Linked DNA regions of Homo sapiens: region 2 is linked to region 1. The links are chromatin loops, found by intact Hi-C in ENCODE. Cell type or tissue: PC-3. All regions are shown on one strand. Each heading gives the region's core, and the rest is flanking DNA. Links, peaks and the distances in the headings are about the cores only.

The links. Hi-C counts contacts between places; a loop is a spot of excess contacts. Peaks named below come from ENCODE experiments on the same cell type or tissue, not always from the same donor. Only the 100,000 strongest peaks of a DNase experiment are listed, where the experiment ranks them.
Region 2: a loop joins it to region 1, with 5 times the contacts of the local background. A loop is called at or near these places in 1 of 110 quality-filtered maps.

What each region holds. Positions count from the first base shown.
Region 1 is chr14:61,880,798-61,889,477 of GRCh38, forward strand. All of the region lies in intron 1 of SYT16 (synaptotagmin 16), which reads left to right. Among named protein-coding and RNA genes, the nearest start is that of SYT16, 72 kb to the left of the region's middle. In PC-3, for the core only: a CTCF peak has its summit at 4,363; DNase peaks (open chromatin) are centred at 4,274 and 5,004; H3K4me3 peaks cover 609 bases; H3K27ac peaks cover 2,364 bases.
Region 2 is chr14:62,020,511-62,029,190 of GRCh38, forward strand. The region is part of intron 3 of SYT16 (synaptotagmin 16); the gene reads left to right. Among named protein-coding and RNA genes, the nearest start is that of LINC00644, 120 kb to the right of the region's middle. RefSeq lists a silencer at 8,481-8,530. In PC-3, for the core only: no CTCF peak of the experiment used is centred there; no DNase peak of the experiment used is centred there; H3K4me3 peaks cover 944 bases; H3K27ac peaks cover 1,909 bases.

The DNA.
Region 1 (8,680 bases), core at 3,237-5,736:
AGTTTGTGAAATTTTTATTTATAATGATTTATAAATTTGTCAGGGTTTTCTTTATAGGCAATCATAACACTTGCAAAAATGATGGTTTTTGTTTTCTTTTTTCTAATCCTTCTACTTTTAAACAACTTGATTGACATGTAGCATACATACAGGAAAGAGCACACATCATAAGGTCACCTCTTGATACATCTTCACAAAATGAACAAATTTATTTGACTAGCACCTAGATCAAAAAACAGAACATTATTTGCATCCATGAAGCCCCCCTGGTGCTCTCTTCCATCACTACCTCCCCAAAGAAAAATGTTTGTGTTTTTATTATATTTTTCTGGTCTTATTGACTTGGCTCTTGCAAAGTTCCCTTTCTTAACATAATCACTTTCTCCCTTTCTGCTGGAATATTTCCAGTAACATACAAATGTGCTTTGCAGTCTTCCATCTTAAATCTGAAATCACTCTCCCTTGACATTTATGTCCCTTTCTAGCCAGTGCTCCATTTGGCTGCTCCCCTTCTCAGCAAAACCTTTTGAATAAAAGTCCTATAGTCATGGTCTCTACTTCCTCACTGTACAGTTTTCTTTTCAACTCACTTTTATCTGGCTTCCGTTTTGGTATTCCATTGAGGCAGCTCTTGTCATGATACCAGTGTCATCCTTGTTATCAAATCCAATAGATGGCTCTGTTAATATCCTCTGCATCTCTAAGCATCATTTGATGTAATTAGCCCTTGCCCATTTTGAAACACTTCATTTTCATGGCTTCAATTTTTTGCATTTGGGTGACTAGTTGTTGAATGCCCTTCTCTTCACCTAGACTCTAAGTTCCACAATGGCTATGGTGATGTATAGCTTTTTCACTGTTCCATTCCCAGTGTTTAGTCCAGTGTTGACAGTAGATTGACAAATATTTGTTGCCTGGGCTTTAGGGGTGACAGTATATATCCAGTCACTTTTGTCTCATGTCTACTTAAATGTCTTACGGGTACCTCAACTTCAACATGTCCAAAATGTGTTTATCATCTTCTTCTACAGTCCCCCTCCTCCACTAGTATTCCCCTTTTGAGAATATACCAGTAACATCCACTAAGCCAGAAACCTTAACTCCTTACTTTTTCTCATTCCCACATCCAGTCCATGATTTCTGACCATGCTACTGCCTGCATACTTTTCCCAAATTCATCCTCTTCCTTCTATGTCCATTTGCATTCTTCTGGCATGCCATTATATTGAATTAATGAAACAGCTTCGAATCTGTTTTTGTTCTGAACTGTTCTGAACTCAGGTATTACTTCCTTCTAATTAGTCTCCACATAGCAGCCAAAGTGATCCTTTTAAAAATACAGGTCTAATTAAATCACCCTCATATGGCAGACATTGTGCCATATACTATCCTCCCAATTATAAAAATAGAATGAACAAAGGATAATAAACAAGAGAGTACAGGATTGCACTATTAAAAAAAATTACATGATAAGTAATTTATAGTTAATTTTAATATCACTATTCTTTCCACATTTTCAAAGCATCTGTATTAGTCTGTTCTTACACTGCTATGAAGAAATACCCAAGACTTCTTCACAGGGCAGCAGGACAGAATGAATGCAAGCAGGAGAAATGCCAGATGCTTAGAAAACCATCAGATCTGGTGAGACTCATTCACTATTATGAGAACAGCATGGGAGAAACTACCCTCATGATCCATTTACCTCCACCTAGTCTTGCCCTTAACACATGGGGATTACAGAGATTACAATTCAAGATGAGATTTTGGGTGAGGACCAAACCAAACAATATCATTCCTCCCCAGCCCCTCCCATATCTCATGTTCTCACATTTCAAAACACGATCATGCCTTTCTAACTGTTCCCCCAGATCTTAGCTCATTCCAGCATTAACCCAAAAGTCCAAGTCCAAAGTCTCATCTGAGACAAGGCAAGTCCCTTCTGCCTATGAGCCTGTAAAATTGAAAGCAAGTTAGTTACTTTCTAGATACAATGGGAGTACAGGCATTGGGTAAATACACCTGTTCCAAATAAGATACATTGGCAAAAACAAAGGGGCTTCAGGCTCTATGCAAGTCTGAAATCCAATAGGCCAGTCATGAAATCTTAAAGTTCCAAAATGATCTCCTTTGACTCCATGTCTCACATCCAAGGTGGCGTGGGACTTGCACCCTCTGAAGCAATGGTCTGAGCTGTACCTTTGTCCCTTTTAGCCATGGCTGGAGATGAAGCAGCTGGGATGCTGGGCACAATGTCCTGAGGCTGCACAGAGCAGGGGAGCACTGGGACAGGCCCAGGAATCCATTTTTCCCTCCTAGACTTCCAGGCCTGTGATGGGAGGGGCTGCCAGGAAGGTCTCTGACATGCCCTGGAGACATTTTCTCCATTGCCTTGGTGATTAATATTTGGCTTCTCATTACTTATGCAAATTTCTGCAGCTGGCTTGAATTTCTTCCCAGAAAATAGGTTTTTCTTTTCTGTCACATCATTGGACTGCAAATTTTTCAAATGTTTTTGCTCTGCTTCCCCTTGAACACTTTACTGCTTAGAAATTTATTCTACCAGATACCCACTATCATTTTTCTCAAGTTTATAGTTCCACAGATCTCTAGGGCAGAGGCAAAATGCCACCAATCTCTTTGCTAAAGCATACCAAGAGCGACCTTTACTCCAGTTCCCAACAAGTTCCTCATCTCCATCTGGGACCACCTTAGCCTGGACTTCATTGTCCATATCACTATCAGCATTTTGGTCAAAGCCATTCAACAAGTCTCTAGGAAGTTCCAAACTCTCCTACATTTTTCTGTCATCTGAGCCCTCCAAACTGTTCCATCCTATGCCTGTTATCCAGTTCCAAATTTGCTTCCACATTTTTGGATATCCTTGTAGTAGTACCCCACTCTTGGTACCAATTTACTGTATTAGTCTGTTCTTACACTGCTGTGAAGAAATACCTGGGTCTGGCTGTTTTATAAAGGAAAGAGATTTAACTGACTCACAATTCCACATTGCTGAGAAGACCCTAAGAAACTTACAATCATGGCGGAAAGCAGGCACCTTCTTCACAGGGTGGCAGGATGGCATGAGTGCAAGCAGGAGAAATGCCAGATGCTTATAAAACCATCAGATGTTTTGAGACTCACTAACTATCATGAGAACAGCATGGGGGAAACTGCTCCCATGATCCGATTACCTCCACCTGGTCCCACCCTTGACATGTGGGGATTATGGAGATTACAATTCAAGATGAGGTTTTGGGTGGGGACACAGGCAAACCATATCAGCATCCTTTGGATTTCACTGCCACTCCTGTATCCTCTACAACTACACACCCATCAGTGGCCTTTGTTTTTCTGCACCTACCTTTTCTCCAAATTGAAATCTCAGGACTATTTTTCAATAATAGCAGGTAGATTTTCAGTAACTATGAGAAGGAAGTATATAACTAGTTATCTGGGTTGATGAGCTACCCAGCAATCCATTCATCAGCAATAAGTCTTGTAAAAACATAAAAAAGAAAACTCTTCAGGCTTCCTTTATTAATATTAAAGATTGTTAGAAGTGATCAAAAGTAAGTTAATTATTACGTCGCCTCCTTTCTTAAACACAGATCTTCAACTAATTAAGGAAGTACCTTCTGTATTACTAAAGGCACTGTGCTTCAGTCAATGATATGCATATATCCTACAATGAAAAAATCTAGGTTTAAAGTGATAAACAGCTTCTCTTCTCCACTGATTGGAAGTTGCCACTTGCAAGAAAGCCTGACCAGTTGAAGGACAAAGTTGAAAAGTTCTTTGTTTTTGATGATGTGCCCTGTTTTTAAATTCGAGAGCAACAAGGCGTGACTACTTTCCTGTTTCCAAAATTAGCAGGAGTAGCAGGACAAGATTAATAGGTGGGTTCATTATGCCTAAGAAGCTGACTTTTTTTTCCACAGAAAATAATTGCTTTTTTGGAGTGCAAAAAGCTTTTGCTCATGCAGTGTCAAGATCTGTTATGTTGATTGGGGGATGAAGTCACTCTTCCCACTGTTTGTAGGGCAGAAAGTCAATAAATGTGATCGGTGGTTTTGTACAGCATTGAAAAGTCTCCAGAAGATTTCTCTCTTTTGGGACCCACTAAAAACCAGAGGACTCCAGGAAATAAAGCCAAATTGTGCTCTTTTGACATGGGGCCATAAACGTAATGGAATGATTTTTCCCATGAAAGATCTGAGCAAAATAACCTCTACTGATTTATTTGACTGAGTCACATCCAGCTTTCCTTCCTTCTTAGGTGCTGTTGCTTCAGAAAGTATCATCACAATTTCATTATCTGTCTAATACTGTGTAAACAGATACCTTATTTCAAATGGACACAAGGAGGTAGTGGAGTAGAGAGTAAGATCATGGGCTCTTGAACCAGACTCTTGGATTCTAAACTTGATTCAGCTGGTTTTAGAATGTTGGGTGAGTAACTTACTTTTTCTTTGCCTCAGTTTCTTTATCTAAAAAGGGAGAGAGGGTAGATAATTACCTCCCTTGGCCATGGAGTGTTTTTGTGAGGATTAAATTTATTTATGTAAAGTGCATGGCAGATATGATGATGATGATGATGATGATGATGATGATTACTGAGGTAACAAGGACTGGCTGAACATTCTCTTGTGGCATTCAGGGAACACTGAAGGTGAATTCTGCCTAGCATTAACATTTGTGGGTGGATGAATCCTTGCACATATAGTCAGATAAATGTTTAATAAGTGGTCATTGGGGGTTTGACAAAGCAAGGAGACATTTAGAAAACATACAGAATCCTGTTTTAGAATGTCTTACTTGATAGATATTATTTCTATTTACAGGCTTACTTTGGAGATATTGCAGGTTTGGTTCTAGACACCAAAATAAAGCAAATATCTCAATTGAATGAGTCACATACATTTTTTGGTTTCTCAGTGCGTATAAAAGTTATGTTTACACTATTATGTAATCTATTAAGTGTGCAATAAAGTGATGCCTTAAGAAGTACATACCTTAATAAAAAATATTTTATAGCTAAAAAATACCAACAGTCATCTAAGTCTTCAGTGAGCCATAATCTTTTTGCTTGAGGGTTTTGCTTCGATGTTGATGGCTGCTGAATGATCAGGGTGGTGGTTATTGAAGGTTGAGGAGGCTGTGGCAATTTTTTTTTTTTTTTTTGGAGACAGAGTCTTGCTCTGTCGCCCAGGCTGGAGTGCAGTGGAGCGATCTTGGCTCACTGCAAGTTCTGCCTCCTGGGTTCATGCCATTCTCCTGCCTCAGCCTCCTGAGTAGCTGGGACTAGAGGCGCCCACCACCACGCCCAGCTAATTTTTTGTATTTTTAGTAGAGATGGAGTTTCACCATGTTGGCCAGGATGGTCTCGATCTCCTGACCTCGTGATCCGCCTGCCTCGGCCTTTCAAAGTGCTGGGATTACAGGCGTGAGCCACCGCACCTGGCTGGCTGTGGCAATTTTTTAAAATAAGACAGCAATGAAGTTTGCTGCATTGATTGACTCTTCTTTTCACAAAAGATTTCTCTGTAGCATGTGATGCTGTTTGATAGCATTTTACCCACAGTGGAACTCTTTTCAAAACTAGAGTCAATCCTCTCGAACCTTGCCACTTCTTTATCAACTAAGCTTTTGTATTATTCTAAATCGTTTGTTGTCACTTCAGCCGTGTCCACAGCGTCTTCACCAGGAGTAGATTCTGTCTTAAGAAACCACTTTGCTCATCTGCTCATCTGTAAGAAGCACTTCTTCATTCATTCAAGTTTGACCATAAGATTGCATCAATTCATTCAGATCTTTAGGCTCCACGTCTAATTCCAGTTCTCGTGCTATTTCCACTGCAGTTACATCCCTACTGAAGTCTTGAGCCCCTCAAAAGTCATTCATAAGGGTTGAAATCAACTTCTTCCAAACTTCTGTTAATGTTGATATTTTGGCCTCCTCCCATGAATCACAAATGTTCTTAATGACATTTAGTGAATCCTTTCCAGAAGGTTTTAATATGGTAGCAGTAGCCTTATGAAATGCATTTCTTTAAGGGGAGTTACGCTTATTTTTTTTTTGTCTTTTTTTTTTTTTTTGTCTTTTTTTTTTTTTCCTTTTTATGGAGAACGGGGTCTTGCTATATTGCCCAGGCAGGTCTCGAACTCCTGGGCTCAAGCTATCCTCCCGCCTCTTGCCTCCCTGAGAGCTGGGATTACAGGCGTGAGCCACTGCGCCCGGCCATGAAATGTATTTCTTAAATAATAATACTTGAAAATTGAAATTCCTCCTTGATCAGTGGGCTGCAGAGTGGATGTTGTGTTAGCAAGCATGTAAATAACGTTGATCTCCTTACACATCTCTATCAGAGCTCTTGGGTGACAAGGTGTACTATCAGTGAGCAGTAATATTTTGAAAGGAATCTTTTTCTGAGCAGTAGATCTCAACACTGGGCTTACAATATTTAGTAAACCATTCTATAAACAGATATGCTGTCATCCAGGCTTTGTTGTTTTATTTCTAGAGCACAGGCAGAGTACACTGAGCATAGTTCTTAGGGGTCCTAGCATTTTCAGAATGGCCAGTGAGCACTGGCTTCAATTTAGTCACCAGCTACATTAGGACCAACCAAGAGAGTCAGCATGTCCATTGAAGCCTTGAAGCCAGGCGTTGATTTCTCCTCTCTAGCCATGAAAGTCCTAGATGATATCTTCCAATAGAAGGCTGTTTTGTGTACATGGAAAATCTGTTGTTTGGTATAACCAGCTTCATTAATGATCTTAGCCAGATCTTCAGGATAAATTGCTGCAGCTTCTACATCAGCACTTGCTGCTTTGCCTTGCACTTTTATATTATGGAGATGGCTTCTTTCCTTAAACCTCATGAACCAACCTCAGTGAGCTTCCAAGTTTTCTTCTGCAGCTTCCTTCTGCACCTCTCAGCCTTCATAGAATTGAAGAGAGTTCGGGCCTTGCTCATGATTAGGCTTTGGCTTGAGCAAATGTTGTGGTTAGTTTGATCTTCTATCCAGACCACTAAAACATTCTTCATATCAGCAGTAAGGCTGTTTTGCTTTCTTACCATGCCTGTGTTCACTGAAGTAGCAATTTTAGTTTCCTTCAAGGACTTCTCCTTTGCATTCACAACTTGGCTAACTCTTTGGTGCAAGAGGCCTAGCTTTTACCGTCTTGGCTTTTCACATGCTTTTCTCACTCAGCTTTATCATTTTTATCTTTTGATTTAAAGTGAGATATCTGTGACAATTCCTTCCACTTGAACACTTACAGGCCATTGTAAGGTTATTAATTGGCCTAATTTCTTTTCTTTTCTTTTTTTTTTTTTTTTTGAGACGGAATCTCACTCTGTCACCCAGTGCAGTGGCGTGATCTTGGCTCACTGCAACCTCCGTCTCCCACGTTCTAACGATTCTCCTGCCTCAGCCTCCCGAGTAGCTGGGATTACAGGTGCACGCCACCATGCCTGGCTAATTTTTATATTTTTAGTAGAGACAGGGTTTTGCCATATTGGCCAGGCTGGTCTCAAACTCCTGATCTCAAGAGATCTGCCCGCCTTGGTCTCCCAAAGTGCTGGGATTACAGGCATGAGCCACCATGCCCAGCTTAATTGGCCTAATTTCAATAATGTTGTGTCTCAGGGAATAACTAAGTCCAAGAAAAGGGAGAGATGTGGGGGAATGACTGGTCAAGGGAGTAGTCAGAAAACACACAGCAATTATTGATTAAGCTTACTGTCTTATATGGGTGCAGTTTGTGGCACCCAAAACAATTACAATATTAACATCAAAAGTCACTGATCACAGATCACCATGACAGATGTAATAATAATGTAAGGGTTTGAAATTATTGTGTGAATTACAAAAATGTGACAGAGACACAAAGTGAGGCATGTGCTGTTGGAAATATTGTGCTGATACACTTGCGCAATGCAGGGTTGCCAACAACCTTCAATTTGTAAAAAAAAAAAAAAAAAAGCAATATCTGTGAAGTGCAATGAATGAAAGCATAATAAAACAAGATATATCTATTTTTTTCTAAAAAGGTACAATGATGAGGATAAAACTAATAGCTATCTCTCTATAACTCCACATCTTGTAATCCTCTGTCACATTTAGGTTTTGCGCTGGTATTGGTACAAGGACTTAGGATCACATTCACTGTAGGAGGCCCAGAAAAGGTCATAATAGTCATTGCATAAAATAAGGTATTTAGAGCTGTTAAAGAAAAAAAAGATTCAAAAACTTGGTAAAGTTGGTAAGGCAGACTTTATTCAAGGGAGGCATGGTGATAGTTGCAGGGACCACTGCCATAGGGTCTTGCAGTGGAGGAGAGAGCCTGGACTCAACTCTGACTCCAACAAGGACAAGTGGGGGTTTATAACCACTGAGCAGGGTAGGGGTCAGTGGATGGAAAATTATTAAGAGGAAACTTCAAAGATAAGGGGTTACTGGCTAAGCCAAATTGTTATAATTATTGCTGAAGGGAGGCCAGGTTTATAAGATACTGGAGGGTGGTCAGATGCCAAGGTTGGGGACATTTTCCCTAAACTGACTGCTATAGTTTAGGTGTTTGTCCCCCTAAACCTCATGTTGAAATCTGATTTCAATGTTGGAGGTGGGGCTGTAATGGGAGACGTTTGGGTCAAGGGAATGGATCCCTCATGA
Region 2 (8,680 bases), core at 3,080-5,579, 140 kb after region 1:
TCAGTTGCAAAGTTTTCCACATTTTCCAAGGGAGGAGGGGGACAAAAGGTAACGGAGATTCCCTTTCAACTCTTAAAAAGTTGTCCATGTTTTCATTTCCCTCTCTCCAATTCGTTTTCACCAGCCAGCAGTGGGCTCTTTCCACCTGGTTCTGACTTTGGTTAAACTCAGGGAATCTCGGCGAAGCTTAGCTAAAATTCCTGGTGGGCGTCAGGAGCCTCCTAGGATCAAGCTGGAGATTTCTAAGCGAGCATAACCACTGTGATGGTTGGGGCACCGCATGTCCCCAGTGCTGGCACACACCACCTATGCTGCTTGGCAGTGACCATGGGCATGATCCATGCAGCCACATGGCTTCTCAGGATGCAGGTGGCTTGAGAAAGAGCAAAGCTGTGAAGGTTCACACTCATAAGTGGTGACATTTTATTCTTTCTTGGAGTGTGAGCTGTTTCTGATTTTTAAAAAACCTGTGTACCTGCTCTCTATGTCGGTGCCCTGCTCATGGTTTTATTCTGTGTTGGAAATTTTCTTCTTAATTCCTCTCCTAAGAACTCATCTTGTATTATAATAATTATTAAGGCTTTTTGTGATGTTCTGTAAATATTTTTCCAAATATGCTTTTATAGAGTGTGAGTTGATCATTTTGAGGGGATGATTATTCCATTGCTTTTACGGTCACAATCACTCCAGAAGGCAAGAGTAAAATCCAAAATAAGTTTTATTGCATTTTCTAAGGCATTGCTTGGAATTTGCCTAGTGGGCAGAATGGAGTGGTGGTCTTTGTTGTTCTGGTGTAAGTGTGGTCTTAGGTGGGTGTTACCTCCTTGGCTGTCATGGGTGTGGCCTTCTTATTAATCCTTCCTCTTTCTCAGATGTAGGAGACATCTCATGACCTGGGCCCAGGCTCTATTCCTGCCACTCTACAGTGTTAGAGGTTGAGGTTATTTTATTTTATTATTATTATTTTTTTTTCGGTTGTTGTTTTTTTCCTGTTCCCTTTCCCCAGTTGCAGAGGTCTTCAACTGTGCCCAAAAGCCAACAGGATTTTCTGTCCTTCCCCCAATGGCTTAAGTCTATTTTTTCCTAGGAAAGATGGACAAGAATCTGTGTAGATTTAGTGCTGTTTTCCACAGTGCCTGCTGTTTCCCTCTACCAAGAATGGACTAAAAGGGAGGCTTTCTCTAGTCTCTCCCTCAGCCCCCAGTCTTTCTCATTAGCATCCAGTGAAGGTGGTTGAGAAGAGTCTGTGAGTGGGTGTAAATTTCTATTTTGTCTGCAGCTCCTAGAAGTTTTGTGCTCTCTTGCTAACTCATACTTGGTCTTTAGCAGTCTGTTAAAACTTTTAGCTGAAATTCTTCCTAATGGCTTGTCAGGGGTCCACTGTCTGTCTCAGGTAAGCAAATTCTAGTATCTTGTCTCCCTTTGGAGGCTCCTGTCTTTTCTTAAATTTTGGGTTATTTTGGTTGCCCTAAAAGCCAAGTGCTTTCTAATGGGTTCAATAAAAGTTATAATTTTGCAAATCTCTTCTTTTTCTTTTTTTTTTTTAAGGAGTGGGAGACAATCTTTTCCAATGGGAAGAGTATTATAATTCTTGTTAGTCAGTATTTTATATCTACCTACACATGTACTCAATCTTCCCTTCTACATTTCCATAATTCCATATGAGACTGTTTTCTGTTAGCTTCAAAAATTCCATTTAGTACTTCTCATAGTGCCAGTTTGCTGGTTATGAATTTCTTAGCATATATGTGTTTGAAATGTATTTTCCTTTATTTTTGAAGTAAAATTCTGAATTGGTAGTTCTTTTTTTGTTTCAGCACTTTAAATATATCATTGCATTGTCTTCCAGCTTTGAAATTTTTTGTTGAATATTTAGACCTCATTCTTATTGTTCTTTTGAAGCTAATATTCTGTTCTGCACTGGCTGTTTCTGCGAGTTCTCTTTGTTTTCTTAAGCAGTTTTACCATGATGTATTTAGGTGTGATCTGCTTTTTATTTATCTTGATTTCGTGTTTGATGTTTCATTCATTTTGGAGAATTTTTGGCCCCTATTTCTTCAGATATTGCTTCTGCCACATTTCCTTTTCTCCTTCTATAATTTGTATTACACACACACACACACACACAGACATATGTATATATGTCATACACTATTTGTGCTTTTTTTACTATCCGGTTTTAAAAAATGTACTTCAGTGTAGGCATTTTCAGTTTGCTTATTTTCTGCTTTGCTTTGTCTAATCTGCCATTGGGTTCATCAATTGGATTATTTCACTTAGCAATAATTGTGTACTCATTGGCTATGATACTGCCACTGTGCAAAGCTATCAATTGGATTCTTAATTTTAGTTATAGAATACTTTTAAGTTCTAGATTTTCCATTTGAGTCCCCTTATAAACAGATTCTACATCTCTATTTAAATATTCATGCTTAAAAAATTTTAAAAACATATTAATCTTAATAATTTTAAAGTCCTTGTCTGATAACTTCATTGTTAGAATTGCTTGTGGTTCTATTTCTGTTGACTGATTTTCTCTTCGGTTTTATGTCATTTGGTACTGTTTTTTCAGTAAGCCCAGTAATTTGTGACTTACTGCCAAACATTGTGCATCAAAAATTGTTGAGGCTGTCCATGATTTTTTCTTCTTTTTCCCTGCTGGCTGGGAGCTGGAATACCAGTGGATTACCTTGACACTTTCAAGGGCTTATTTTAGGCTTTGTTTGGGTAGGTTTATTGCAGTCTTACCTTTGTTCTTAGAGATGGCTCTTATTGCTAACCTGCAGTGCCTCACATCTCAATGAAAGTCCAAGTATTTATCAAGTGTACTTTACCTTAGTAGAATTTGACCACCAAACTCTGACTTCCCCCAAACATACAGGTGATAAAATCTCTGCTTAGCTTTTTAGTTTCCCAGCTGCCAGCTTAGGAATTGGCCAACAACTTGGGGGAAATTTTTACTCATATTTTTGGGTTCACTCTTCTGTGCTTACCTACTCCCAGGAATTTTGTCCCAGCTGCTTTGGCTGATTTTACCATTTTCTCTTCATCTCTAGTTCCCCATGGTGGAATTTTGAACAGTGCTCCCAAGGAAATAGTTGAAGTGAATGTGTAGATTACCTTCAGTGCTTTTCTTCTCTCAAGGATCATAGATTCTTAAGTCCTACCTGTGCCAGTTGTTCTTGAATAGCTTCAAAATTTTGTTCAAACAATTGTGTATATTTTTTCATTCAGCTTTTAGAGGTGGCTTTTGTGGGATGGTTATTCTGATAAAAGGTACTCCATCCTTAGTTTTTTAATCGTGTAGTCTTGCTACCTTGCAAACATGTCCTGTTTATCTTATCTTTAACCAAACATTGGTAGTGTATTCTTTTTCAAACATGTGCTAGTCTTGGCTGTTTGATTCTAAAGTTTATATGGGAAAATGTTTTATCAATTTCCCATAAAAACCTTATTGTGTTTATCTAATATAAAAAGTAGAGGAAGAAATGGTGTCTTTAAAATATGCCTTTCCACTTAGGAATGTGGAATATTTTCTGAATTTTTTCCTGTTACCCTTTTACAAATATTAGTAAAACAGCTCAGATATGAACAATATCTTTATGGTCATAATAATATAAATAGCAACTGTTGACTTAATGAAAAATTTTGTATATAATATTTGGACAAAGGTGGAAGAGAATGGAAGTCGTGCAAAATAGCTAGAGTTTCATCTACCGCAGGAATTCTATAATATTCAAACTTGATAAGTGAAAAGTAGTAGTGTAAATATACTTAGAAAAATGAAGGTAAATACCAGAAGAATCAGCTCTAAGAGTTTAAAATATTGGCTGCAGAGGAGCAAAATTGCGAGGTGGGACAAAGGATTGCTATTTTTATTACTGATTACTACTCTTTTATTTAAGAAAAGTGATGTATGTGTATTATCCTTAAAATAAAAATTATGGAAAACAGATAGCTTTTTAGTTAATAGACTTTCTAGAGCAGTTTTAAGTTCCCAATAAAATTGATCGGAAAGTGCATAGTTCCCATACACCCTGTGTTCTCCATTTTCCCCCCACTATCATTCTTCTCCACCAGAGTGGTAGATTTATTACAATCAGTAAACCTGCAATGAAACATCATTATCACCCAAAGTCTAGAGTTTATATTAGCCTGCACTCTTGGTGTTGTATGTTCTATGATTTTTGACAAGTATATAATAATATGCATCTACCATTTATAGCATCATACATAATATTTTCACTGCTTTAAAAAATCTTCTGTGCTCTGCTTATTCATAACTCCCTCCTCACTAACCCCTGACAACCACTGATCTTTTTACTGTTTCTATAATTTTGTCTTTACCAGAATGTTATATAGTTGGACTTATATAGTATATAGGTGTTTCACGTGGGCTTTTTTCACCTATAGTATACATTTAAGATTTCTCCATATCTTTTCATGGCTTGATAGCTAATTTCTTTTCAGGGCTGTATAATATTCCATTATCTAGATGTAACAGTTTATGTATCCATTCACCTACTGAAGGACATCTTGGTTGCTTCTAAATTTTGGCAATTATAAATAAAGCTGCTATAAATATCCGTGTACAGGTTTTTGTGTAGACGTGTTTTCAATTCTTTTGGACAAATACACAATTGTTGTATCATATAGTGAAATCTTAGTTTTGTAAGAGGCTGCCACACTGTCTTCCAAAGTGGTTATACCATTTTGCATTCCCTCCAACAATGAATGAAAGTTCCTGTTGCTTCACATCCTTGCCAGCATTTACCATTTCTAATAAGTATGTAGTAGTGTCTTATTGGTGTTTTAATTTGTAGCCCCTGAATGATGTATGAGGGTGAGTGTATTTTCCTATGCTTATTTGCCATTGGTATATATTTTCTGGTGGGTTATCTATTCAAACATTCTGCCCATTTTTAATTGGGTTTTTCATTTCCTTACTGTTGAGTTTTAAGAGTTGTCTGTATACTTTAGAAAACAATCGTTTATCAGATATATCTTTCACAGATATTTCCTCTCAGTCTGTGGCATGTCTTATGGTTCTCTTGACAGTGTGTTTTGCAGAGCAGATGTTTTTAATTTAATGCAGTCCAATTTATTATTTATTTCATGGATTGTGCCTTTGGTGAAATGTTTATTTTTTTCATAATTTTTTGTATATTTTTATGTTATCCAGCCCCAAAATGTCAAAAATATTTCTAAGTGTTTCATTTTGGGGGGTGCTAATGTAAGTGGTATTCTATTTTAAATTTCAAATTTATTGCTGGTCTATTTTAGTTTTATTGTTGGTATATAGGAAGGCAGTTGACTTTTGAATACTAACCTTGTACTCTGCACCCTTGCCATAGTCACTTGCAAATTGTTAAAAAAAAAACAATAAAATATTTCTCTAATTACATTTTTCTATTGGATCAAATGATACATATTAATTGCTAATATTAAACTATTCTTGAATTCTTGAGGTAAACCTTATTTGGTTATGTGTGGTGATTCTCCAAGTTTGCTACACTTTGCTGTCTTCATTAAAAAATTAGGTAGCTTTTCTTTTATATGCCTTATAGTAAATTATTACATGTAATGTAGTATCTGAGCCCTCAAAGTTTGGAGTAGCTCTTTGTCCCTGTCTTTTTGTTTGCTTAGCAACCTGCCCTTTTCCTTAAGTATAGCATGGATCACAATGAGTGGGGGGAATGTCTCCCATGATCCATACAATTGTCATATCAAAGTATATTTCAAACTGTTGCAATTACCCATTTTCTTAATCTGTTTATGTTGCTATAACTAAATACTTGAGACTGAGTAATTTATAAAGAAAAGACATTTATTTCTCACAGTTCTGGAGGTTGGGATATCCAAGATCAAGGCACTGGTATCTGGTGTCTGGTGTCTGGTGAAGGCCTTCTTGCTGCATCCTCACATGGCAGAAGGTGGAAGGGCAAGAGAGCAAATTCACTGAGTGAGCTCACTATGTGAAGCCTCTTTTGTAAGTGTCTTAGTCCTATTCAGGAAGGAGGAGCCCTCATGGCCTAATCACCTCTTAAAGTCCCCACCTCTTAATACTACCACTTTGGCAACACCTGGATTTTGAAGGAGACACAGTCAAACCATAGCCCCCATTTTCTTTTCTCTTTCATTTGCTAGTTTCTAAGCTTTGTAGAGGCAGCAGCATGTCTGTCTTGGTTACTACTGTAACATCAGAGCCAGTATACCGCATAGCATGTAGAAGGTACTCAGAGAATATATGAGAATAAATGAATAACAGCTTCTCCTTCTAGTAATGTATTGGCTTTTCCTTTAAGACCAAGTATAGGTACTTTGACACTTTAAAATTAGGTGTCCTTTTTGCTTTTAAGAGATGAAGTTTTATGTACCTGAAGCTATTAGTTATATTTTTATTTTCAACTACTTTTTTGCCTGCTTGATCTTTCAGAGACTTAAAATGTTTTTTTAATGCATGTCTTAAATGTTTTTTATACATTTCAATGCTGTGTGTCTCCGCAAAATTGTTTATGATGCTGATGTCTTCATTGCGAATTTTGTCTTTTATCCTTTGTAAAACTAACTTCTCTGTCATTTAATGCTCTTTGCCTTAAATTTATCTTTTTCTGAAATTAGCCTTTATTTCATTAAAAATAGGTGGGAAAATGAGAGAAAGTTCCCTGAGAGCTTCTTACTTTTCCTGTTTCCTCCCCTTAGCATCTGTGACTGCAGTATATGGCTTCCCATCCTAATTCAGCCTTGACCATGTTATGTCTCTGATAGCCATGCTTTCCAAAATGAATGTAGATCCAATGATATCGATGTAGGACCAAGAAAGAGAATGGCTGTAGCCATCTCAGAAGTAGAGCCCAAGAAGAGAGATGGAGAGGAACCTCAGTTTCTGGTTGGTAGCTCTAGACCTAGGTCTGTATAAGGGCACATGGAAGGGATGGGTATAAGCAAAGCTTTTACATCCAGACAGTATTCTGACAGGTTGTTACCTATGTTTCATTGACTGTTTAAAAATGTTTACTATCATCCTTCTCTCACTAGATATTCCATTTTTTATACTGAAGCATGAGTTGGTTGTTCATTGTATTTCAGTCCAGCCTTACATGCACCACAGTAATACTCTCAGAGGTGACATATCACTGATCACTATCCTTTGGTTCCTGCAGCACCAAGACCTTGCATGTTTTATGTTATGTTGGGAGTTTCACTGTCTTTGACCTGCCCATTGAATCAGACATGGATCCCTGATTGGAAATACATCTCAAGTCTGTAGTCAGCCATGTTTAATTTGAGTCTTGTGTTCTCCTTTTTTGCCTTCCCCAAGCTGCTTGAAAAGAGCCTTTTTATTTCAGAGGGAACTTTATATTTTGTGCAGGCGGTGTATTTCTGAAATGTTGCTCATTTTTATTGCAGACTTCTTCACTGCTGGGGGTTGTGCCAAATGTGGGATTTGATTCCTTGGGAAAGAGAAACCTCTGAGTTTTATATGCCAGAAAGTGTTATTACCCTTATCCTTCTTATCACTGAAGGCTGTGATGTTCCATCTGAGGTTCTCTATATTGAGAAGACAGCTCTGTGTCCTTCCTGGCCTGGCTGGGTTTTGGAAGGCAGAATTTGCTCAGTTGTGTTATGCCATTATATGATGTGCTGACTAGTCATTTATGTTTGGCTTCTACCTTCAATTGATTGTCTTGCAATGGTTTGATTAGAGCCCCAAACACAGTGGGTTGTGCATTTACTAAGTTGTATTGGACAGTGTTGTGGTTGGGATGACAATGATTATAATCACTATCGCTTCCTGAAAGCCTGCTTACTGTACGAGTTCTAAATGCTTTATGTACACTAAATCATTCAATCCTCCCAACAATTCTGTAAATACTATTAACTCCATTTTACAAAAGAGGAAGCTGAGGCACAGAGCATTTAAACTTACCAGGGTCACACAGCTCATATTTGACAGACCAAGATTTGAATATAGGCAGCCTGTCTCTTAACCACAATGTTATGGTCTCTCTATACAGAATTAACTGTGAAATTCCTCTGTTCATTTAAACTTTTAGGTGAGTTGGAAAAATTTTTATATTAATTTATGTGTTAATTATAAGTGTCAAAGTAGGATTAAGGTTTACCTGAAAAGGCTAATTAAGGAGAACAGGTTTATGACTGAATGGGAAAAGACATTAAAATGTTACCATTCTGAGAGACCAAAGTCTTATGTTCTTCTATTGTACAACTAGTGCTGAAATAAATACTCTTTTTTTAAAAAAAAGTAAACCCCATACTATTTTTAATTGAGTTTAAAAGATAATTGTAAAAGAAAATTTACAATTAATTTATAACTATGAACTTGAAAGTATTGTGCATAATGACAGTACCTTAAAGTGTAATTCAGAAAAAGTAGGAGAAACTGAGTGGAATTTATCAGGTGAAATCAAAGACAAATGTGGAATGTTTTAACATTAAGTTCTGGGAACTATTTCTTAATACTGAAAGTAGCTATCCTATCCCTCAGTGCAAAATTCAGAATGAGGCCAGAGTAGCAAGCTTTGCATAACTACTTTTCATCTGAGTGGTTCCCATAGGGCCAGCCTGAGCATCACAGTTAAGAATGAAATGGTTCTTTTTTCTCCCCTGCAACTTTGAGACAGTCCCGCTCTGTTGTCCAGGCTGGAGTGCAGTGGCA